Regions from separate parts of the Mus musculus genome. Here all the other regions are linked to region 2. A link is a loop called in an ENCODE intact Hi-C map of the cell type or tissue named here. Cell type or tissue: heart. All regions are shown on one strand. Region 1 holds the start of Gm22022 (a small nucleolar RNA gene). Region 2 overlaps Slit3 (slit guidance ligand 3). Region 3 has its middle 18 kb from the start of Gm25799. Region 4 overlaps Slit3 (slit guidance ligand 3). Region 5 overlaps Slit3 (slit guidance ligand 3).

Region 1 (5,000 bases), 610 kb before region 2:
GGCTCCCTGGTTGGCAGTTCAGTCTCTGTGAGCCACTATTGGCTCAGGTTTGTTAATTTTGTGGGGTGTGTGTGTGTGTGTGTGTGTGTGTGTGTGGTGTCCTAGACCTCTCTGGCTCCTACAACCTCCCCCAACACCTGCATCTTCTGCAGGATTCTCCACACTCCACCCTATGTTTGGCTGTGGGTCTCTGCATCTGTTTCCATCAGCTCCTGGGTGAAGCCTCTCTGATAACAGTTGGGCTACACATCGATCTATGAGTAGAGCAGAATATCATTAGGAATCATTTCACTGACTTTTTTTTTCATTTGCCAGTTATGTTTGATTCTATCCTAAGTCTTTGGGCTCTCTAGCTTCTGGCTCCTAGCTCTCCACGCAGTGTCGGGGTGGGCTCCCTCTCATGGCATGGGTCTCAAGCTCGACCAGTCATTGGTTGGCCACTGCCACAATTTATCCCACCTTTACCCCAGCACATCTTACAGGCAGGATGAATGGAAGTGGTGGAAGGTTTTGTGGTTGGGCTGGTGTCCCAGTCTCTCTAGTGGAAGTCTTGCCTGGTTACAGTAGATAGCTGGTTTAGGCTCCATAGCTCCCAGTGCTAGGGTTCTTAGCTTGAGGCACCCTTGTTGATTTCTGCAAGTTTCCATTGCTCTGGGTTTCTAACTCATCCCAGAGATGCAACCCCCCATTCCAGTTGAGCTCTCCCAGTTCTCTCTATCTCCTCTCTCCTCTCTCCTCTCTCCTCTCTCCTCTCTCCTCTCTCCCCTTCTCCCACTTGGACCCTCCTGTTTCCACTGCCCTCCCTCAATCCAGGCCCCTTCCCCATCTACCCTCTATGTCTACTCTAGCTCCCCTTCACAGTTATATTTAGGCATCCTTCCTTGGGCCTTCCTTGTTACCTAGCTTCTCTCAGTCTTTGGATTGTAGTATGATTATCCCTTACTTTATGACTGATATCCACTTATAAATGAGAACATACCATGTTTGTCTTTCTGGGTTTGGGTTACCTCACTGTTTTAGTTAAAGTTTCATTGCTGTGAAGAGACACCATTACCAAGGCAAGTCATATAAAGGAAAATATTTAATTGGCTTACAGTTTTAGAAGTTTAGTCCATTATTGTCATGGCAGGAAGCATGGTGGCACGCAGGCAGACATGGTGCTGAAGGATCTGAAAGTTCTACATGTGGTCCACAGGCAGCAGAAGGAGACTGTGAGACTGGACATAGCTTGAGCTTATATAACCTCAAAACCTGCCTCCACAATGACACACTTTTTTCAACAAAGCCACACCTACTCCAATAAGGCTGGTGTACGGCAGCTTGGTAGCAGAGGGTCGGGTCAGCTCTTCTGCTCTCTTGCCTCTAGGGCCAGCTCTCCCATGATGCCCAGGTGAAGGGTGGGGCCAGTTCTGCACAGCCCTCAGACATCAACATGAGAGTCTGTCCAGGCCTGCCTGGTGCCAGACTGGTGGTGGTCTCAGGCTAGTTCCCTGTCCCTGATGCTGGACTGGTGGTGGTCTCAGGCTTCCCCCTTCCCCCTTTTTTTCAAAGAAAGTTCGGCTCTAATAAGATGTGCCTAGGTCAGAACATTGAGGATAGACATCGCCTCTCTCCTCTCTGCCACCCTCTGATGCACATGTGACAAAGCAGCCACACCTGTAATGCCTCTAGGGGCAGGTCCCTTTGGACTTATGACATGTCCTTTGCCTTACAGAAGCTTTCTATTTTCATGAGGTCCCATTTATTAATTGTAGCTCTTCGTCCCTGCATGAGTTGGTGTTCTCTTCAGGAAGTTGTCTTCTGAATTCCATGCCGATGTTCAGTGTATCAGGCTTTGTGTTGAGGCCTGTGATCTACATGGACCTGAGTTTTGTGCAGGGTGATGGCTATGGATCTATTTGCATTTTTGTCACTGTAGTCTTGACTTTATTCTTTCTTTTTAATTTCTGAGTTTTAAAAATGTATTTACTTTTATGTTAGATATTTTCTTTATTAACGTTTCAAATGGTATCCCCTTTCCTGGTTTCCCCTCTGAATACCCCCCTATCCCATCCCTCCTCCCCCTGCTCACCAACCCACCCACTCCTGCTTCCCTGTTCTGGCATTCCCCTACACTGAGGCATCGAACCTTCACAGAACCAAGGGCCTCTCCTCCCACTGATGACCGACAAGACCATCCTCTGCTACATATGCTGCTGGAGCCATGGGTCCCTCCATGTGTACTCTTCGGTTGGTGGTTTAGTCCCTGGGAGCTCTGGGGGTATTGATTGGTTCATATTGTTGTTCCTCCCATGGAGCTGTAAACCCCTTCAGCTCCTTCAGTCCTTTCTCTAGCTCCTCCATTGGAAGCCTGTGCTCAGTCCAATGGATGGTTGAGAGCATCCATCTCTGTATTTGTCAGGTACTGTCAGAGCCTCTCAGGGGACAGCTATATCAGGCTCCTGTCAGCAAGCACTTGTTGGCATCCACAATAGTGTCTGGGTCTGGTGACTGAATATGGGATGGATCCTCAGGTGGGGCAGTCTCTGGATGGCCATGCCTTCAGTCTCTGCTCCACACTTTGTCTCTGTATCTCCTCCCACGGAATATTTGCATTCTTCCAGCTAGACCAGCACCATTTGTTGAAGATGCTTTTCCCCCATTGAATAATTTTGGCTTTTTTGTCAAAATTCAAGTGTCCATAGGTGTGTGGGTTTACTTCTGGGTCTTTGTGATTCCATCAATCAACCTGTATGTTCTTATGGAGTTTTTGTTACTATAGCTCTGTAGTACAGCTTGAAATTACAGATGGTGATATCTCTGGAAGTTTTTTTTTTTTTTTTTAATTGAGCAGGATTGTTTTAGCAGTCCTGAGTTTTTTGTTTTTCTTATATGAAATTAAGCATTGTTCTTTCAATGTCTATATAATGTATTTTATTTATAGGAAAAACTATTAGAAAAAATAGGCATTAGACATAGAAATTGAAGCCAATTCTACCAGGCAAGCACCTAGTACTATTTTGTAATTCCGTTCATAGCAACCTCCTGCCTTTTAGCACTAGGTGGCAGTGTTGGCAAATATTTTATAAGAAGAAAGCATCTTTCTGTCTTAGAAACTAGATTCTGCCATTGGAAGTATCTCTAGCAAGTAACACTTGCTGGTGTCCCTTAGATTAGATAAGTGCCCGTGCATACACGTGTACACACACACACACACACACACACACACACACACACACACACACACACACACGCGCACACGCACACACACACACACACACGCACACACACCAGTAACATCCAATGTTAGGCATCTGACCATGATTCTACCCTAACTGGAATTGTTTTTCTCTCCTTCTATTTAATTCATTTGCCTCATCCTTTGTTGCTGAAGAGGCCAGATGACCAATGGCTAAGAATATATATAGAAAGAGATGCTATAATATAGATGTTATAACATAGGATGAAATGAAAAATAATAAAGAAAGAGATGGTCTGGATTTAGCACGGACCTGAAGTGTGTGCTGCATTACAGGTGCGAGCCTTTCTAAGTATCTAAACCCCTGGTGATAATCAAAGCATCCAATCTAACAGGCAGCTGTGAACTTAAACGGGCAAGCATTTTTGGCATAATGTCAATAAGCAGTTGTTCTTATTAAGACTATCTTTCAGTTTAACTATCATTCCCTCTCGGACCCTTTCCTGGGTTCTTAGCCTAGGGCTTACCTCCTACGTGCGATTCATAGCACCCTATCCTTGCCCTTCAGAACATGAGTTGTTTGTGGTAATTTGCGTCTGCCTTCAGCACTAAGCTGTAAGTCTTTTGAACCCAGAGAAGAGCTTTATCTATTTTGCTCACTACAGTTCTTCTTCCCGAGTAATGTCATAGTGACTGGGACATGCAAGGACTTAAAGTTAAATGTGAAGAAATAACTTTACAAATACACCTCACTAATATTATGCAGATTAAATCTCTAACCTCTTGAATCTTTGACAAAGCAAAGCTTCTTACAAAAGATATATATGCTGAACATTTATTAATTAAGTAGCCTTTGGTCTATACTCCAGGGAAGTATGTGGTAGTATTTGATAGCCCAGAAGTTCAATTGCTTCCTTCACTGAAGCAATAAAGGTTTCCTTTACTTAAACCAATATTTCTTATTAAAAAATGTATATTGTGATATTATTTCTGCAATCCCAGTAATCCTTCCTTCCTTCTTTTCCTTCCACCTTTCCTTCCTTTACTCTCCTTTCCTCGTTTCTTGGTATATTGAGGATGAAACCCAGCGTCCCTCACATTCTATCTGTGCTGGACATCCAGCTCTATCAAGCATTTTCAATATACTAGAGAATGTAGTATGCAAACTAGCTCTGTTGGAGAGGCCCAGAAGTCAATGAATCCTTGGCTAAGAAATATGCTCACTATGTAAATACCAATTCTGAGTATTGCATTCTCTTCAAGGGAAGAGCTGTACTCGAAGAACTTAAAGTTTTCTAATATTTTATCAAGGTCACGGACAGACTTATTGACATTTTTTCAAACCAATCCGGTGTATGTCCTATTCATTTTCTCAACCAGAAAACATTTGAGTATATCATTTCAGAGCCCTTAAGGTCCCTGAGCAAGCAAGAAGGCACAAGAACAGCTACGGGAAATACTAGAGAAAGGTCGGTTTACTTCTGAACAATGATGTTTTGGGTTTCCAACTCTTTCTCCCACTCTGAAAATGGGGAGGCGTTGTTTTGTGGGTATGGTGTACACTGTACAGACCATCTAGACTCCCACCCTCCCTGCCTTGTTGATAAAACTTTAAACCGTTCTGTTAGTAGACGTGTCCTTTCCTTTGCTCCAGTCATTCTTTACTAGTTGTACTTAACCCCACTACCTGGCAGGATGCTGAGACCATTGCTTCATTGCAGATGAATCCCATCAACCACCCACGATAAACTGTGGGCTGCTGGCTGTATTATGTGACCGCTTTTGATAAATCGGTCAGTCTTGTGAAATAGTTCCCTGAAAC
Region 2 (5,000 bases):
TGACATTTTCCCTTCTGCCAACCGTGATTTCGATGGGTTGTGCTCTCAAACCCCAGGATAACCGTAGAATAACTCACTGGACTAAAAAAAAAAAATAAACAGCTGGGTCGGATGCTTGTTTTTATATTTATATATTTGATTGGGAAGGGTAATGTTCAACTTCTATGGAATCTAACTGTGTGTGCTGAACAGGGAGAGGTGGATAAATCATTTATTTATTGGGCGATTCCACCTGCCATCCTGTCAATGAATGCCCAGTTGAGCCTGGGATGGAAAGCACAGACCTGCTCCTCATCGCTCTGCTTCATTCACGCCTGGGGCATTCTGAGACAGTTATTACAAAATGGGACTGTCCTCCGTTATTATGTTTGGTAACAGATCAGCAAACCATGACCCTAGGAACAAGATCCTGGGTCAGATCTGTCCCAGTGCCTGCTGTCTTAAATCAGGTGTTATCAGAATAGTCAGGCACCCTCATGAACAGGCTACCATAGCACTGAGTCCTGGTAACAGAGACTGTGTAACCTGTGAACTAAAACCTTAACAACTTTAAGCAACCATTTTCATCCTCTATTTGGCTTAATGGACTGGGGATGGTATAACAAAATACCATACATAGACTTGGTAACTTCTAAGGAGAGACACATCTTTTTCACAGCTCTGAAATCTGGGAGGTCCACAGTCATGCCTCCAGATGGTGCTGTGTGTAGCAAGGACCTGCCTGAATCGTGTTTTGTGGATGACACCTTCCAGGCTATATTCTCACACAGGACAAGGAACAGGGAAGCTTTCTAGAGTCCTTTCTGTAAGGCCACTCAACTCATTTAGAAGGAGTCCACCTTTACGAACCCACAAAGGTCTCATTTCCAAATCCTGTAACTCTGACGATTAGGTTTCAACCTGTGGATTTGGTGGGAGAGGCAAACATCTACACGACAGCAAGAGCCATCTAATGCTTTATCCTCATGAGGAATTTGAGGGCAACCTGCCTTATTCTTAAGCCTCTGGACCTAACCTAGAGATGGCTCATTCCCAACTCCGGCACATTTAATTGTATCCTTACCTGTCTCAGTCCATTTTGTGTCTAATATGCTTTTGAAGGGGTGTGATTGTAATCTTTCTCCAGATGGTGGATTCGCTTTCATGGGCCAGGGTCATCTCTTTGATCTGCTCCTGGGACTGGGGTGCATGGAGCCATCTGAGTGTGGCACAGTTTGGAGACTTTGGTGAAGTCCCTGTCCCTTTCTATTTATCATGACACGCTCTGGTCCTCATGACTTCCTGGCCTTCCTGGGGACATTTGAGAGAAAGCCTTCGCTTACTCAGACACAGGCAGGTTCCTGAAGATTTACAAGTGAGATTGTATAGGAGCCTGGGAACATTCTCAGTGAAGGGAACCCTGATTCTGACGGTGAGATTTTCCCAAAATGCGTCTTCAAAGCACAGAAGCTAGCTTGATCCCCAGAGAATTCTGACCCAGACAGTTTGGAGTGAGAGGTGTCTGCACTGTTCATAGGACTGGAAACGCCTATGGACTGCCTCTTTCCTCCTCAGCCCAGAAAGATAAATCCAAATTGATCCATCAGGTGTCCAGGCAGAACCAAGCACTGGGTCTTCCCCCTCGGTCCCTACAGTGGACCCTGAGCTCATTTGAGCAGAGCTTGTGGTATTTGCAGGTTCCTTTGAGACACCACAGAAGAAACAACAATAACTCACAGCTCCCTTAAATAACAGAGCTCGGGCCTTCTCTGTTCTGGACAAAACAGTCTTTTCAAGGTGTGTTGTATGTATTAGGCTCATGTTAGGTGGTTTCCCTAGAGCCAGCAGGAGAAAAATCTACTAAGAGGGGGAGGGGAAAAAGGTTAATTCTTAGCCTTGCTGGCTCTTGCAACAAATTAGTTCTCCAAACCTTTCCCCCCAGACTTTCTTTTGCTTGAAAATATCCAGAGAGAGAAGACATCCCCCCTATGCATACACACATACCTAAATATATTTCAGATAGACCATAAAGTATGCCCAGAGCCAAGATGATGTCTGAGGTGTTCAGAGGACAGTACTCCCACCACTTTGCTTTTAACTGTAGCGCCCACAGGCTCTGGCTCTGCATTCAACTGCAGCTGGATCCTATCTGCCTGCTCCCAGTTGAGCATCTTTCTTTTCTGACTCTTCTTTACATCCAGAGTTCTATAGCTCACCTTAAGGCTCCAATGCCCTCCCTTCATCATAACTACAGGTCAGATAGTGATTGGCATCCATAGTGTTATCCAACTCTGTGTCAGGACCTGTGCAGAGCAATATGATGTGCAGGTGACAAAGGAATCTGGTCAGGAAGAGGAGTGTGTGTGTATGTGGGGGCGGGGTGTATCACTTGGCCACTTGCTCCTTTACCCAAGCGATGGACAACAGTTTTCAGGGCACTTTCCCTCTGGCCTCTTTCCCCAAAGTGATTACTTCTTAATTCCTTTTCTATTGCTCAGCCCTCCTGGTTGACATCCAGTCCCAAACCAGTTCTGGTTCAAACTCTAAACCCCTGAGCTAATCTCAGTCAGGACAGAGGTGACTCTTAAAACCACCAGCACCCCTGTCAGATTCTCCTTTCCTGTTTCCTCTTTGGGCCAGCCTTCTGCAGCATCTCCAGGCTGCCACCTGCTGGCCAAAGAGAGGAATGAGCAGGGGCCCGTGGGAGTGGAAGGCGGACACCCAGGCTGTCAGCAGCAGCTCCAGAGGGACCCAAGGAGCATCCAGGACCAGAGTCTGCGGAGAGGACACTGCAGAGCATGGCTCTAATGGGCAGCATTTGCTCAAAGCCTCCCCATGCAGAAGGGGCAGCAGTGGAGGCCAGGGTCTGTTTCCTCTCATGTTACACCGCTCTTGCAACCTCTCCATTCATGCTGTCCCTGGTTTCTGTTTAGATGTTTAAACACTTGCATGTTTCACATGTGCATGCTCCGGGGCATAATTCCCCTTGTTCTTTGCTTCTCTGTTCTGTGTCCTTACTCTTCATAATGTAGGTCAAACCCAATGGAATGGCATGGAGCGTGTAAGTTTTAAACTATTAGTGACATGAAGAAAGCTTTAGCCATTTGCTTATAAATGAAACCATTTTTTTTAAGGGAAGGATAACACTCATTTTTCAGCTCCAGAAATTTTTTTCTCCACCTGATTAAAAAAAAAAAAAAAAAGCTCTGTGAACGGAGATTTTATGAGGAGATCAGGGGGTACTGCTGGGGTTCAGTGTGGTCTGGGTGAAGATGCTAACCGGGTGGAGATGCTCACCCCCAAGTCTTCAACTAAGCACACTGAAGGATTGCGACCAGTGTAGAAAGACCTCAGCCAATCACTGGGCTGGCTAACAGGCCCCCAGATGCCTGCACCCTAATGATTCAAGGTCCATGTGCTTATAAACCAATCAGCCCCCAGATCTGTGGGCTGCAGTCCCTGCCATCACCCAGCCTCTCCCCTGGATGTCACTGTTGTGCTGTGTGAGCAACGCCCGGGAGCGCTTCTGGGACTATGAAAAACCCTCCTTAGAAGCTGCCACCCTTGGGGCTAGAGAAGGCACCCAGGAAAATGCAGGACAAGCCTAGTCTGCAGGCACCTGGGGGGGGGGGCGTGGTCAGGACTCAAAATCCTGGACCTGTGTTCAAACCTGATGGCAATACCAGACTGTATGACTCTCTAGTACAAAGAAGCTAAGGCCTGGATAACTGGGAGGGGCTGAGGCCCTCCTTTGCGGTTCATACACCCTCCTGGACAAAGAGCTCCAAGCTGGCAGCAAGAGGAATTTGCAGGCCAGTATTCATTGTGTTCAGAGCAAGGAGCCAGATCCCAATCCCACACTTGCTATAAACAAGCAAAGGGAACATGGAGAGATGGTTTTACCCCAGCCCTGTTGCTTTGCTATAAGAATTCAGTGAGAACAAGGCTTAACAGGTGAGGCCCAACAAGGCCTTCGAAAGCAGACAGCCAGCCAAATTGACAGCCGGGGAGAGAACTCTTGCTTCTAATCCACTTGTGAAAATAAACGCAAGACCTGAGATTAGAGCAAATCGGGAGATGGGGCTGAGATTGGTGGACCCAAAGTCCCCTTTCTTTTCTTCCTGGTTCTGGGTTTCTGTGAAACGCCACTACCTCCTCACAAAGTCACAGGTACATGTGTAGGGAGGAAGCACCCAAGCTTAGCCTAAAAGCAGGCAGTGAGCCCTTTTTGTGCTATCTCCATGTTGATATGTGTGGAATAACCAAGAACAAACTTAGAACCTATGATAAGAAAGGCATGTGCCTAGGACTCCAGGCAGGGGGCTAGCACAAGATAAGTCACACCTAATTGAGGCCAGCCTAGTGTGCCTGTATTTCTCCAGCCTCATTGATGGCCACCCATCTAGAAGCCTTTGGTATCCCTTTGACTCTGTTCTCCGGGTGATGGTTTTGCGTCATTAGTTATTAAGGCATCTCCCTGGTGGGAATCAGTGTGGTGTGACCGGGTGGCATCAGCTAATGCTCCCAGAGTCTCATTCTCCATCTACAAATTGCTGGCCTTACCCTTTGTCGCATTACCTGCTCAGCACTTACACATCAAGGATGCAGATGGGCCAAGCTAGGAAAGAGCAACCAAGGTGTCTCTTTCCCTCCAGCATCCTCCAGGCAGGGGTCCCCCTCTCATCTGTATTTTATCAGCCACCTGTGGGTGGATGGGAAAGCAGAGGGCAGTCCCCTCTCAGTGCCTAAAGGAGACACTGCCTTCTAAGTGTAGAGTTCAAGAGAAAGGCCTACTTGATTTTTTTTTTTAATTACAAAATAACTCAGTGGGTGGTGAGTCCAGATTTTCCCATAGACTATCAACGCACATCCAGTGAAGCCGAAGCTTCACCTACCCCACCCCACCTTGAGTCTTTTTGTGCTTTTGAGCAGTGTGTTTTCTGGGAGAGCTTTTGGCACCTTAATCCCATCATCGGTGGGTCTGCTCATACTTCTTCCAGAGCTGTGCTTTGCTGCGGGGA
Region 3 (5,000 bases), 570 kb before region 2:
TTTCTGAGGAACCGCCAGACTGATTTCCAGAGTGGTTGTACAAGCCTGCAATCCCACCAACAATGGAGGAGTGTTCCTCTTTCTCCACATCCTCGCCAGCATCTGCTGTCACCTGAATTTTTGATCTTAGCCATTCTGACTGGTGTGAGGTGGAATCTCAGGGTTGTTTTGATTTGCATTTCCCTGATGATTAAGGATGTTGAACATTTTTTCAGGTGCTTCTCTGCCATTCGGTATTCCTCAGGTGAGAATTCTTTGTTCAATTCTGAGCCCCATTTTTTAATGGGGTTATTTGATTTTCTGAAGTCCACCTTCTTGAGTTCTTTATATATGTTGGATATTAGTCCCCTATCCGATTGAAGTGGGAATTCTTGCACAGACAGATTAGACAGAGATGTAATCTGTTTCCTATTAAAATATGTCTTAGAAATAAGGGCATGTTTGGGGAAAACAACTCAAGACAAAATGCGATTGAATAACTTTCCACTTGAGCTTCAATATCTACCTTACCCCATCTTGGTCAGGCAGTGATTGCTAAGTCATATTAATAAAAACAAGATAGAAAGTTGCATGTCATGACACTTATCTTTCTATTGCATACATCATCCTGTTCAGCGAATTTAAAACCTGGGCACACCTTTAATCCCAGCATTTGGGAGGCAGAGGCAATGGGCTCTCTGAATTCAAAGTCAGCCTGGTCTACAAAACAAGTTCCAGGACAATCATGGCTGTTATTTAAAGAGACCCTGTCTCAAAAACAAACAAACATACAAAAAAAGAGAGTTTGAACATTGAAAATTATTCCTTTGATTTCTGAAAGCTCCCGTTATGCTGAGAAATAAGCTAATACCCTGCTAGAATGTGATTCACCACCCCCATTCCACATCCTCATTGACAAGAGCATTTTAACACTGTAAGCATGTATGGATTTTATAGCTCTTCTTTGCAATCTCCACATGTTCTAAAACATACATGGAAATTTCCACAGGGGAGCCTAATCCCACCTATCACTTTGATATACCAGGCAAGCAGACTTTGTGGAAATTGTTTTGTTGCAGACGTCATAGAAGATCAACTCCCACTGCCTTGTGTGATTTGCTTATATAGAAGGAAGCAGGAACAAGTCTCTTACCACATCTTGACAATGGGGCCAACCTTAACCACACTATTATCATCTGCCCCCTGATGGAGATGAGTCAAAGAGATGTCTCAACAATTCCAACTGTAGCCACCTCCAGCTTTCCTTTGCAGGCATTGCTCTGTATTTATGAATAAATGCACTTTTGCTGACTTGCTTCTGGAAAACATTATTAAATGGGGAAGGGGCTTTCCCATTGCTGGGCATTCCTTCATGCCAGCAAAATATTCAAATCACAGAATTCTGAATTAGTGTTTTTTTCAGTTACAAAGATATCCCTGTAGACATAAGTATGAGTCATTCGAGAATTATTGGTTTGATTCTTGTAGTTGAGAGAAGGGAATGAGGCGATTTGAAGCCCACATGAAATTAACTATTTAATTATTTTCTTTTGAGACTGTGTCTATAATAGAATGGACCCGACTCCCCAGTCTACCTGGGATAACCACCGTGAGCATTCTGAAGCATATTGTTGAATGCAGGACCATCACGAGGCTGATATTCCTCTGCACTCACGCTCCCTGGCCTTAGCTGCTGTCTGGGAATCTTTGTAGAGTAGCTAGCTAGCTGCCTCTCTGGGGACCATACACAAAGACTCACTCAACTCTACATGGACCCCTACACAGATGGGCTCTCATCTCAGGTGAGCACTCATATATTATTTCAAACCTGTGTCTAGGCAGATTTTCCACACTCTCTTGAGCCATAAATAATTGAACTTCTGGTGATGAGAACCAGGTCTAGGGCTGTCTACTTCTCCTAGACTAGCCCTGTGGATCTCACTTCCCTTCTGCATCTGCACTGGGGGGCATGGTGGTGAGTATACTTCCCCTCCACTTTCCCTCTGTGCCCACTAGCTCATCACCAGAACGAGGAAAGGCTTTTGTTTAAAAGAGAAAAACAGACCCATGAACTGAAATACGAGATCACCCACAACCAGGCAACATGGCTTTGATAATTTCCTAAAGTAAGCCTAATGATTTAATGTTCGGGCTCTCCTATATTATGTTCCTCTCTATTTACGTTAACAATTGGGAAGGGATTAGATTTCTATATGTATTACAGATGTGACTAAGTTATGATTTGTTGCTGGGGTTGTGGTCAGGGTCAGGTGTTTTGAAGTTTGGGGCTTCTTATTCAAGGAGTTCAAATAAAAAGCCCACACACATGGCAAGTGTATCTAGAAAACTTTATTCAAAGCAAAGCTCTAGAATAGGTCTGAATATCCTGCAAGAGGGCAATGGGTCATGAGAATGAAGACACTCAGGAACTCCAGTTATTATTTGGAGTTTCATTTTAAGGACTTCACAAATGGGAGGAGGAACTTGGGTGATAAGGGACATGGAGAAGGTGGTTCTCTGTTTTTATTGACAGGTTAGGCATAAAGTCTTTTTTTCTGCTATACACGTCCCTACCCATGATGCATCTGATTTTAATCATATCTGCACCCAATTCTTCAGAGGCATAGGAGATTCTGCCTAAATAAATAAATAAATAAATAAAACTCATGTTAGGGCAATTTTGCCTTGTTGTATATATACCACAAGCCAATTTAGACTGGATTTCACTCCAGATTTTTGTACTGGGACATAACTGGGAATATGTTTAAGTAGAATCTATCCAGGGTACTAGGGTAGGGAAAAATTAATTCCCTTGTTCGAAGTAGAATGTACAGGTGAGGACCCAAGGTCACTAGGTGCATGGATCAAGGAGGAGTATTGGCGCATGGTATGTGCAGGCAAAGAAGCTAGACTCTCAGCTGCATTATTAGAATAAAGATAGGATGTAAAAGGGTTTGTCTATAACCCAAACAAAGTAGAGTCTGAGGTTGCTAAACCGTTCTCTATGCTGGCTCACCTCAACAGACCACTGGATGTCACTCTTAAGCTATGCTAGCATAGCTCTAGCTACAATAACAGTTTCCAATAGTACATTCAGATAGTACGTTAGGAGACACAGCCAGGGATAGACATCCCTAAAACCGCTCAACTGGTGCATTTGCAGGATCAGCTACAGCAAAGTTTACTCGAGATTCCTCTACATTTTCTCTAACTTTCTTCTTAGGAGCCATTAAGAGGGCTAATAATCAGAGGACATCCCACCAGTATCAAAAGACACGTCTATCATTCAACATCTTCATTAGCTGCATGCTACAAGCAGGGCCTTAGGAAAATGAGCAATAAAATTGACAGACAAGAAGAGGTGAGTTTATAGCATGCACACAGTAAACTTACTAGAATCTAACTGTGGCAGAAGAGTGTGAAAGGAAACTAATCTAAATCGGGTGGTACTGTGGCTTGGCCTTCCAGATGGGTGTTGGAACTGAGTTGCCATTGTCACACTGTTAGAGGTGATTCTCTCATGAGGACTGTATTGTCCTGGATGCATTAAAGCCATTATTTGGGGTGGATTAGTTCTTGAAGATTGGCTTTGTTACAGAGCAAGTTCTTTTTGTGTGTGTTCTCTTTCCATTTGATGTTCTCTACCACATTACAGTCTCTCACCTGAAGGCGCGTCAAACATCAATGCCAAGATCTTTGCCTTCTCTGCCTCTAGAACTGTAAGAAGTTTCTTCAACGTGCAAATTGCCTGGTCTGTGGCTGTCAGTACAGCAGTAGATGAGTCAGAAACTCCATCTGTCCATTTGACTCAGTGACCTTGTGCCTCAGAATGATCGAACCCAACTCTGGGATCAGGGGTCTGCAAACTCTGTTCCCCAGACTTCATTGTGGGGAGCTTCTGGCTGGATTATATCAACTTGAAGGGTAAGAGGCAGAAGGTGCTCTCTGTCTCTTCCAGCTCTTCTCAGCTTCCTTCCCATTGGACTCAGACAGGACTGAGACTTAACTCGGCATTTCTCCACCTTTCTGTAACGTAACCCTTCTTCTTAGATCCACTGGCAAGCATGTGATGTGCTCCACAGAGACTCTGAACCATCTTACCAAGGACCTTAGTGATCTGGACATTAACTGTGAGAACCCCACTACTACCCCAAGTGTCTGACTTTAGGAATATCAGGTCTTCTCCTTCAGTCCTCCAGCTTCAGTATCTTCTCAAGGCTACCTGAGCAGTTCTGTTACTGATGGTGGATTTGAATCTGATCTTGCCAGGTTCTTGGAACTGAAACCAAAGACCACACAGATTTGCAAAGTGGCAAAGAGATTATGTAAAATCACAGCAACAAAGAAGGCCTGAATGTCCTGCAAGGCAACAGCAGGCCACATGAGCGAAAACAGTCAAAAGCCCTGATTATTGTTTTGAGCCTTCAAGAATTTTATGGAGTTCAAGAGTAAGACAGTTGAGGCTACTAAGGAGTAGAGTGAGGGTGGCTCTCTGTTCTCCTAAAGTCACATAATTATTTTCTACTGCACATATAATTTCTCATGATTTTAATCACAGGAACCTTCAACGATGCATAAGCAAGAGATGGGAAACAGGGTTTTATCCTTAAAGTTTATTTGAGGACAGTTTTGCCTTAACTACCCATGTGCCCCAAACCAGTTCAAGCCCAATCAGCCTTTCAACCTGCACACATTGGCAATGTAACTGAATAGAAACCATCCACTCCAGGTACTTGTTAGCAGAGGAGAGATTTATCCCATTGTTCTGAGAGATGTGAGTCCACTGTGCTGTGGTATATGCACATAGCACACGCAGGTAAAAAAAGACAGGCTGCTCAGCACATTTCTTTCTTTTTAAAAATAGGGTTGCTGCATTTTATTTGTTGACTTTTAATTGGATATTTTATTAATTCACTTTTTAAGCTTTCCCAGTTTCCCCTCTGCAAACCCCCTATCCCATCTCCCTTTACCCTGCTCCTATGAGTGTGCTCTCCCACACACCTACCCACTCCTGCCTCACA
Region 4 (5,000 bases), 240 kb after region 2:
TTTGGTGTGGAACAGTGCTTGACAAATGAGCCGTGATGTGGATCTAAAGGATGGAGGGAGGAGGGGTGAGCTTCCAGAAGCAGCTGAGCTCGGTGCAGAGTGAGGAGTCTTCTGGAAACACAGTGCTGAGTTAGGGACCAGGAAACCATTGCTACCTCCTGAAGCTGCCACCAGGGAGCTGTATGAATGCATTGTGTCCACTAGGAAGGTGGCATGCCCTTGGAAAGAAGCAAGTGATGGGCCTCCAGGCAGATGATTGGATTCGCATGTCAACCCTGGTGGCAGAGCTACCCTTCAGCACATGACCATAAGGGGCTCCAGATTCCAGAAATCCCAAATGAAAAGTGATTTTATAGGACAGCTCATGTATGTTTATATCCACATCATCTAACAGCAATTTTAGTGTGTGTGTGTGTGTGTGTGTGTGTGTGTGTGTGTGTGTGTGTGTTTAGTTTTTTGAGATAGGGTTTCTCTGTGTAGCCCTGGCTATCCTTGAACTCACTCTGTAAACGCAATTTATAATTCTAGCTTGCCTGTATAAAAGATACACCATCCAGATATTTTATTTTCAAGCCTAGACTGGGCAGGTTTGGAGCTGTTCTAACTCATTCCCCAGCTATAAAGTCCCTTGTTCCTTGCTGTTCTCCTGGCCACGTGTTCATGATCCATCTCCTCCTATGGCGGCCTCCTCCACCTCAATCTTCTCTCTCCTCCTCTCCCTCTCCCTGCTACCTCCTCATTCGATCCTCAAGTCCCACCGCTCTCCCTCTACTGCCCAGTCACAGACTCTGGCCTTTTATTGACCAGTTAAATTGGAAAGCAAGGTTCCCATCGCATCACTCGGTGTATACGTGACGATCTGCTCATGGGGGCAGCCACATCTTGAGAGCCAGAATTTAGGATTAGAATACAAGCAGCGTCAGATCAGCACACTACACACTCTGTAGGCCAGGCTGACCTCAAACTTGGAGATCCACCCACCTCTGCCTCCGAGTGCTGGGACTAAAGGTGTGTGCCACCACCACCTGGCAAGCATATACAATATTTTTAATAATACAGTGTTTTTATTGCAACTCATCACATGAGGTCATGTGTGGAATTTTCTACTTGTGACATCATATTAGGACTCTTTTTTGGGGGGTGAGTCTTTTGCATTTTGATTTTTTAGATAGAGGGATGTTCAACTTGTAGTGTCATCTCTCACTTGCTGACTTACTTGGTAAACATCTAAGTGTGGGGGACATGAGGTTAAGCATCCCCCACACAGAAGGCACACATGTTCATAGACAGTGGCTACACAGGCCTCCCTGGAGGTTCTCCAGCCTGCTGTGGGGACACTTGTGATCAAGGAGTAAATAGCTCTGTTTGGAAGCTAAGGGAGGGCGTTTCCACAGGGCAGGACGGGAGATGCCCTCTGTGAATGCCATGCTACTCAGCTGACAGCAGCTGAAAGGACAAAAGGCTGTTCCTCAGAGTCACTGCAGTGACTTCTTGCCACCTGGAAGGCCGTGTCAGTCTCAAATGAAAGCCAAGCCACCAAACCAAAGCTGACCGATTGGGAGAGCTCTGTCCCCTGAGACCCCATGAGCTAGCCCCATGAAAGAGTGAGCTGCCAGGGCCCCTGCAGGCTTCATCCTTCTAGAGCAACTGGGTTCCAGGGCCTCCCTCGGCCCATCCTCGATGCTGCTCAGGACCCCCAGTAGTCATAAGAAGTGAGGGAGTATGTCAAGATGCTGCTGTAGGCCACAGGGCAGACACTTCAAGCCCAGCTGGGTCTTTCCTGCCCCAGGAAAGGCCAGGCCTTCAGTATGGACACTTACCACGGGACTCCTCTACCCACAGGGCCAGGGGCCTTCAGGAAGGGCATCTAACCAGAACCTCAGTGGGTGGAGTTGTGAGATAGGAGCTATAGACTATGAAGAAAAACTGGGAAATTCAGTGTTTGGGGGGGCTATTTCTTAGCTTTTTTAAGGTTTTAAGGCTCAGAACTCCATGCACGAGTCAGCTCTACCTGGCAGGGCGCGTACCCTGGCAGTTTGAGTTGCCACCATCACTGCCAAGGTCCTGGTCCCATCTGATCCTCACACATGGAGTAGCAAACCATCACCACTCTATTTGAGGGCTGGGAAGCCTGATTGCTCAGAGAAATCCCGGGATGGGAAGAGCCTTGGACACAGGATAGGTTTCCATTAAACCCACCCTCCCATTGTGTGGCTGCAGGCTGTGGTACTAGGGTGCAGGAGTCAGTTGCCAGAGTAGGGTCCCTAGGCCCAGGCTGCTCGCCTAAAGAAATCACGGGAACTCTTTGTTCCTGCAGGGCTCTGTCGCCACCTATTGGCCACTCTTGGCATTGAGGGGGGGGATGACCACCTGGTAATCTTTCTTGTACAGTGGCCTGCAGTCCCTCCCTTAGCTGGGAGACATGAGTTTAAGTCCTGACTCTTCGTGAGGTACTCTAATTCCCTAGGCAGTGAGTCTCTTGTTTCCAAATGAGGAAAGATGTGGCTCCTGCCTGTGGGCTTGTTAGGGTTAAATGAAGGTCTTCAGCTCCCGCCCTTACTGCATGGCCCACCCACTGCCACTGCTCTCATAGAAGACGCTCTCGGTTCCCAGAAGCCATAGCATCCAGCTCACTGTAACTGTAGTTCTAGGACCCAACATCCTCTTCTGGCTCCAGGAAGCACCAGGCATGCAACTGGTGCACAGGTCCATGTGCAGGGGCTCACGTGCACGCAAACACTGGAGAGAACCGTGGGCCCCTCTGGCAATGCCTGTGGCCAGGGCAGCCCTATGCAGGAGCCCTCCAGCCTCAGCTACAGCACTGCGGCCACGGCTACTGTCTGGGCCCAGTGGACAGTCAAAGACTCTCAGGCCCTCGTCTCCCCTGACATCCCCAACGATCTCTCTAGGAGCCAATCACTGATCACCTGAGCTTGGCAATGCAGCATGGGCATTTCTCTTAGAGCAAACAGAAGGGTTGGGCTTGGCTTTTGTTCTTACCATCCTTCTTGTTGTTGTTGTTGTTGTTGTTGTTGTTGTTGTTGTTGTTGTTAGCAGTATAGCCTTTTTCCCACTGATATTTTGATTTGGAAGATCTTTGTTTACAACTTTGACAGAAATCTCTGTTTGGTGTCTGCGATTGTGAGGGCAGGCATGTGCACTCCAGGGCATGCTTGTGGAGGCCAGGGAACGACGCCGTGTTTCAGTCTTCCCCTGCCACTTTGATACTGGCTGTCTTGTTTATTCCTGTATATGCCAGGCTGGCTGACCTGTGACATTCTGAGGGCTCTCCTGTCTCCACCCTCCATCTCTCTGAAACTTTGAGACTGTAGATACACACTACTGTGTCTGGCTTTACGAGGATTCTAGGGTCAACCTCAGGTATTGAATGTAACACATCTCTTTGCCCTCCAAGCCATCTCTCTGGCCCTTACACCTTTTTTAAGGGCAGGTAGGACAGGCAGACAAAGCTGTCCTTGGAGCCAGAGGAGCCCAACACTCCTGGGGCAGAGAATTGTAACTGCAGCCCTTGTTACCTTGATAGCTGCTGTAAGCACTGTCTCCAGCCTGGTAGTCCTCAACCATATGCCGACGCCTCAGATGGCCCTACAGAGCTCAGGAAGGAACAAGGGAATGGCTTTAACAGCCAGGAAGGAGCTAACAGTGCTGCTTGCTGTGCCAGAGTATATCCAAAACAGGAAAATAGCTACCCTGACTACCTTGACCCTTGCTTGGTTCTGGAAGGAAAGAAAGAGAAGACCACACAGCGGAACTCTGGCTTCATAGCTGCTTCTGATAGAGAGACTGCCTAATGCTCACCCAAGCATGAGGCCTGGCCTCCAGTCTGTGGTGCTATTAGGAAGTGGCCCATTGGAAGAGGAAGTGAGGTCACTGGGGGGTGGGGGGTGGGGGGACTTACAGGGAACATTGGCACCTTGGGATCCAGCCACTTCTTTCTTGCTTCCTGGTCACCAAGAAGTAAACAGGACTCTTTCAAAGACTGGCCTAAAACAGCTCTGGAATGCAACCTTTGGAACTGAGTTCCCAAATAGCCCATCCCGCCTTTCAGTTATAGGTCCCAGGAGCTCAATTACCAGGATAGCAGCAGCTCTGGGGTGGTCAGGGACACAGCTACATAGTTTTGCACATGCACGAAGGGAGGGCTTGGCCCTCTTTCTCTAACCTTGATACTAATCAACTTGCCTGCAAGAGGGCAGCATCTGCCCTCATTCATGACTCACTCGGTGCAGTAGAGATGCTTCTGACCCATCCACGCAGCTTGATGGCTGCTCAGCTCCCCATCACTGAACCAGACACCCCAGTGTCTCTCAGCTCCTGCCTCCATCCCTGAACCAGATACCCCGGTGTCTCTCAGCTCCTGCCTCCATCCCTGAACCAGATACCCCGGTGTCTCTCAGCTCCTGCCTCCATCCCTGAACCAGATACCCCGGTGTCTCTCAGCTCCTGCCTCCATCCCTGAGCCAGACACCCTGGTGTCTCTCAGCTCCTGCCTCCATCCCTGAACCAGACACCCCGGTGTCTCTCAGCTCCTGCCTCGCCCTCATTTTCCTGCTGCTTGGCTAGACTATGCTCAAAAGTTGGTCGTTTGATTTAGAGGAGATGTGTGGGCTTCGTGATTTGTTTCTAGTCCCCAGCACCTAAGACCATAGAACTCAGCCCTCAGCAGAAGCATGGGTAGATGGATAATAGACAAGCGGGTGGAGAGGAAGGAGCAAGAGTGGACAGGTCCATGAGGAGGAAAGGGGAAAAGAAGAAGGGAGTTTGGGGGGGATGGATGAAAGAGTGACAAATGGCTACGGGTTTTTTGGAGGACTTGTGTGGATCCCAGGATCAGAGCTACAGTGAAGATCACCAGGGTGCGGGCTGTGGCGGGTTCTTATTGTCAATGTTCTCTGTGTGCGTGCACGTGCACGTGGAGGCCAGAGGAGAACCTCAGGTATGGTTCCTCTGGGGCCGTCCATCTTTGGAGGCACCATCTC
Region 5 (5,000 bases), 210 kb after region 2:
CTCGACAGGAATCACCTGCAGAAGTTTAAAAATCCCTACTCAAGGGCAGGGGTTGAAACTGGGTAGAACTGCCTCACATATAAAGTTGGCTTGGATTCGCAGTGCTTGAAAAATAACATTGGTTCTGGGTCCAGCAATCTCTGGATCTAGAGTTACAGTCTAGGCATAGGATTTAGACTGGTTCTGACTTGTCCTTGTGTGTCAAGAGAAATCTCTGTGTCCCAGGAACCCCTCAGTCAGAGGCAAGCACGGGCAGGTGGTTGCTCTCATTCTGATGTGAGCCCAAGTTGGACCTATTGGTTTCAGAGCTCCCTGGGGCCAATCTGTTCATCTACCTACAAACGGTCATTCATCAGAGTGACTCTCAACCCATCTACAGGTTGAAGACTGTTAGCTCCAAGCTAGTTAAAGTTCTGATATTAAATAGAGCATATATATATATATATATATATATATATATATATATATGTGTGTGTGTGTGTGTGTGTGTGTGTGTGTGTGTGTGTGTGTGTGTGTGTGTGTGTATGCTTTATATGTCTCCATAACTCATGCTCAAAGCTATCTACAGCAGTAGACATAATCCCTTTATGCAAATCTCTATGTGGGGACCATGACCTTACCAAAAAAAAAAAAAAGATGCAGTTATCATTTCCATGGATGACAAACGCAAAGAGCTCCCATCAGCATCTTTCTGTATGACATCATCACCCCTAAGGTCTTGAAGAAAGGCCCTTCCATGTGTGTGCCTTGGCATCCCTCCTTGGCTATTCTATGGGAAATGGCTTGGCAGGGGCAAAGGAGGAGAAGGTCGACACAGAGCCTGTGCTGCGAACTTCCTGGAATAGAAGATACGCAGGAGGGTTCTAATTATGGTGCACTGTTTGCAGATTAGCACCCAAATCGGATCAGGCTAATTACAGTAATTGATTTGACTGCAGAGTGCTTCTGTATGATGTCCCGCTGTGATTCTTACTCACTGGACAGTCGTTGAATTAATGGGACTCTCTCCAGAAGGATGTACAGCCTCAAGAGAGCCAGCGGCCCTCTGGGCCCAGACATGGGAGGGAGCCGGAGCAGAGGGGAAGTGAGGGGAGGTGCCCTGCTCAGAGAGCTGCCACCCACTCTCTGGTTTTGTTACTCAGGGCCAGTGGACATTAACATCGTGGCCAAGTGCAACGCCTGCCTCTCTAGCCCGTGCAAGAACAACGGCACTTGCAGTCAGGATCCCGTGGAGCAGTACCGCTGCACCTGCCCCTACAGCTACAAGGTAAGGTGGGAGGCTCCGCCCACCACTCGTGCCCAGGCTCTTCCATTGTCCTGGCTGCAGGGAGAGGCCCTGTGCAGCTGATGCTGTGTAATGTAGCCTGGATAACTACAATTCACTGTGACCTACCCCTGCCAAGTGACATTTGCCAACAACATCCCTAGTCTCCTCCATATTGCCTACCAGGCAGGGCCTATGGAATCTTAACAGGGATGCTGAGATAGAAATGCTACCTGTGTGGGGGTTTGTTTGTTTGTTTGTTTTGTTTTGTTTGTGAGTCACAGGGAGATTACAAACCAGGCAATTACAAAATGCTCTCTGGGAAAAGTCAGCCCTTGAACCCAGTATCCTGGCTGCTATTTCAGAGAATAAGGGGATTAGGGACTCAAAGACTCAATGATCTGGGGCTTCCAAGGCCACCCACATAGTTGGCAAACCCAACAGAAAGATGGAGACTACCAGGTTCTCCCATCCATTCTATCAGAAATCCAGGCTACTTCCAAGACAACCTTTACCCCCCCCCCCGCCCCCGCACAATCCACAAGTGTTACACTGTCCCCCTGCAGACTGAGTCAGGCTCTATGCTTGGTGTCTGGCTCACTCTTTCTCCTAGCAAACCTATGAAGAAGGCCTCTTTTATAAGACTAGAAACCAGGCTTCCATAGATTTGAGACTAAAACTCAAGGCTATTGCTATACAGGCCAAATGCCAACGTCCTTTACCCTGAAGAGGTTCCCAGATAGCCAGTGACTCACTGGGGTCCACAAGGTGCGACTCAATGCTTATCCATGGGATCTGAATGCTCTGGACAAGCCAAGAGTCCAGGGTATCCCGTAGCCCATCTTGTGCACCACATGCACAGGCTGAGTGTCAGGGATACAGCATCTGCATCCGTCCTCAGGGACTGGGCTTGGACAGTGACAGGCTTGAAAGGCAGTTTCCAGGGGACAGCTACCTGGTGGCTTTCTGCGCTTCTGTCTGGCTGTTAGCAGATGGTGTCAGAGTGCCACCTATGGGCCTGGAACAAGAAAGCCCAAGGACTCCTTTTTAAACCATCTGTCCCTAAGCCTTAAGTGTAGCCTAGAGTCCAAGCACAGAGATTGCTCAACTGCAGATCCAGTGAGCCCTGTGCATATGTGTTCAGTGGAGGGGAAGGAGTCTCAGGCTCTGGAATTACAGAGACGCATGTGTGGATTGCAGCGTTGTCCATGACCAGTGACTTCACCTCAGCCTTCTCATCCCCGACACCAGGACACATCCCACAGGTTGGGAGAAATTGATGTGTGGTCAGTGATGTGTGCAGTATACCTAGGAGAGGACCCACTGTATGGGAAGTACGTGATAAGCTGACACATCCCCATCTTTACCTTCCCTCTTGCAAGCTGCTCCATCCCTCATACTGGAGAGTGAGATTAGCCTATGGTACACTGCTGCTTTTTATTTGGAACTCGGTTCACAAGTGTCAAGGATTTTCATATATGTTGCTACACTGCCTTGGGAAACCAGAGTTGTCTAAGGATGCCATTGCTGTTGGTCTTCTGCAAGGCTTGAATGAAGTAATTGGACTGTATTATCTCAGCATGCTTAATCATCCAGAGACATCAGTCTTTATCCTCATTTGAAAGGTCAACTAAGATTTGTAAATGCTAGGGCTTACCCACGCTCTACCACTTACAAAGCACCGAACCTTAGCACAAAGCTAAAAACAGAACCCAGCCTGGTCTACCCTAGTGACTGGCTCTCCCTAAACCTTGCCCTTCCACCTGTAAAAGGAAACTCTCGAGCCCTCCAGCCTAGCTGTAACAAGGCTAAAAACGCATCGCATGTGCCCTTCGCCTACCCCAGTGCCAGGGTCAGCAAACATGCCACGTGGCTAACAATCTTGCCACTATTCTGGAATTTTAAAAAAATAAAATATACCTGATTTTTTTTCTCTACCACTGGGCTTCACGCACATGTTCAGTGCCTCCAAGAAGGACTTCCCAAGCCTGTATGCACCCAGGAATCTTATTAAGATGTCGGCTCTGATTTCTGAGAGCTGGGGTCAGGCCTGAGATGGTGTATATAACAAGCTCCCAGGGGCTGCCCAGGCTACTAGTCCAAGGACCACACTTTGAATAACAAGGTCCCTGAGTGGCCCCACACCCCATCTGACGACGCAGAGATTCCAGTGAGGGAGCTGCTCCTAGGCTCGTTTAAAGGAAGCCACTAGCCCAGATTCTGTCAGAGAGGGGACATAGGGTGGGATGGAGAACAGAGGGAAGAGGACAAAAGAACATCCCGGTTCGAGTAGATTTGAACAAAATGCAGCAGAAGAGAATTGAATTGGGCTAATTAGACACACGTTGGAAATGGTGATTGCTTTTCACGGATGTGTAAGTGACAGAAATCGTCATCCGAAGTCCCAATTACCATGTTTTCAAGCAGTGGAAATACCTCCTAGATCTCTGGGCTCAGCCGGAAGGTCTAAATGAGATCCTACATACCACACCACCCTTGGTATAGGGATGGGAATGGGGATTCTGCCTAAGCCAAGTGTTACTTTGCAAGAACATCAGAGTATACAGGCCAGGGCTGGCGGGGGTGGGGTGGGGGTCCCATTGGATCCTTTTTGAGGTTCTCTTATTCTTCTCTTCATAATTATCTCTATAGTACCACTATCATGCATGCATGTATCCCTGAACTATCTAGCATACCCAGCCCTGCCTCAGACCCTAGTCATGGTCATCACTGCCACTTTCTTACGGGGCTGCATCGCCTAAGAGGTACCTTGAAAGTAATGTGATTTACAATGGTAATTCATTCCGCTTGGGGCAAATAGAGATTAAGCATCCCTTATATGAAATGCTTGAGACCAGAAGCATCTCAGATTTCAGATGTTTCTGGATCTTATAATACTTGCATGTGCATACTAAACTATCTTGGGGCTGAAGACCTGAGTGTGGGTCCCAGAACCCATGACAAAGCCAGGCATCATGATGCTAACTTATCATCTCAGAACTGGGCATCAGAGGCAGTCATATGGTTAGAGCTTGTTGATCAGCCTGCCTAGACAAGTGGTCAAGACTCAGGTCCCAGTAAGAGACGGGCCACTGAGTTAACTCCATGGGCAAAGGCACTTACCACACAAATGTAGTGACATAACTTGGATATCCAGAACCCATGGATCTTAGGATATCCGTTGGTGCCAAGAGACACTATAACCAAGGCAAGTCTTATAAAGGACATTAGTTGGGGCTGGCTTACAGTTTCAGAGGTTCAGTTCATTATCATCATGGCGGGAAGCAGGTAGACATGGTGCTTGAGGAGTTGAGATCTCTGTATCTTGATCCAAAGGCTGCCAGGAGGAGACTGCCCTCTGCAGGCCGCCAGGAGGGGACTGCCCTCTGCAGGCAGCCAGGAGGGGACTGCCCTCTGCAGGCAGCCAGGAGGGGACTGCCCTCTGCAGGCAGCCAGGAGGAGACTGCCCTATGCAGGCAACTAGGAAGAGAGTCTCTTCCTCACTGGGCAGAACCTGAGCATAGGAAGCCTCAAAGTCCACTTACACAGTAACACACTTCCTCCAACAAGGCCATGCCTATTTCAGTAAAGCCACACCTCCTAATAGTGTCACTCCCATGTGCCAAGCGTTTAAACACCTGGGAGCCAAATGTATTCAAACCACCACATTGTAAAGGAGGGATAAAAGGACTAACTCCACAATGTTATCCACTAACCTCCACAATTGCACTGTGGC

Evidence for each region. Hi-C counts contacts between places; a loop is a spot of excess contacts. Peaks named below come from ENCODE experiments on the same cell type or tissue, not always from the same donor. Only the 100,000 strongest peaks of a DNase experiment are listed, where the experiment ranks them.
Region 1: it touches region 2 in a loop (11-fold over the local background); 22 of 42 quality-filtered maps call a loop at or near these places.
Region 3: a loop joins it to region 2, with 11 times the contacts of the local background. A loop is called at or near these places in 10 of 42 quality-filtered maps.
Region 4: a loop joins it to region 2, with 8 times the contacts of the local background. A loop is called at or near these places in 8 of 42 quality-filtered maps.
Region 5: it touches region 2 in a loop (5-fold over the local background); 26 of 42 quality-filtered maps call a loop at or near these places.

Annotation. Positions count from the first base shown.
Region 1 is chr11:34,840,677-34,845,676 of GRCm38, forward strand. It overlaps Gm22022 (a small nucleolar RNA gene), which reads right to left and starts at 1,678; the gene lies at 1,552-1,678. In heart, a CTCF peak has its summit at 3,030 (motif pointing right); no DNase peak of the experiment used is centred here; H3K4me3 peaks cover 225 bases; H3K27me3 peaks cover 232 bases.
Region 2 is chr11:35,449,140-35,454,139 of GRCm38, forward strand. All of the region lies in intron 4 of Slit3 (slit guidance ligand 3), which reads left to right. Among named protein-coding and RNA genes, the nearest start is that of Gm39705, 93 kb to the right of the region's middle. In heart, CTCF peaks have their summits at 2,655 (motif pointing left) and 3,471; a DNase peak (open chromatin) is centred at 2,662; H3K27ac peaks cover 729 bases; H3K27me3 peaks cover 101 bases.
Region 3 is chr11:34,878,703-34,883,702 of GRCm38, forward strand. No RefSeq gene overlaps it. Among named protein-coding and RNA genes, the nearest start is that of Gm25799, 18 kb to the right of the region's middle. In heart, a CTCF peak has its summit at 2,999; no DNase peak of the experiment used is centred here.
Region 4 is chr11:35,691,020-35,696,019 of GRCm38, forward strand. The region is part of intron 32 of Slit3 (slit guidance ligand 3); the gene reads left to right. Among named protein-coding and RNA genes, the nearest start is that of Gm46278, 17 kb to the left of the region's middle. In heart, a CTCF peak has its summit at 2,333 (motif pointing left); a DNase peak (open chromatin) is centred at 2,252.
Region 5 is chr11:35,662,920-35,667,919 of GRCm38, forward strand. It overlaps Slit3 (slit guidance ligand 3), which reads left to right. Exons shown (of 36, transcript NM_011412.3): 26 at 1,143-1,267. The region is part of intron 2 of Gm46278 (a long non-coding RNA gene); the gene reads right to left. Among named protein-coding and RNA genes, the nearest start is that of Gm46278, 11 kb to the right of the region's middle. In heart, CTCF peaks have their summits at 2,275 and 4,668 (motif pointing left); no DNase peak of the experiment used is centred here.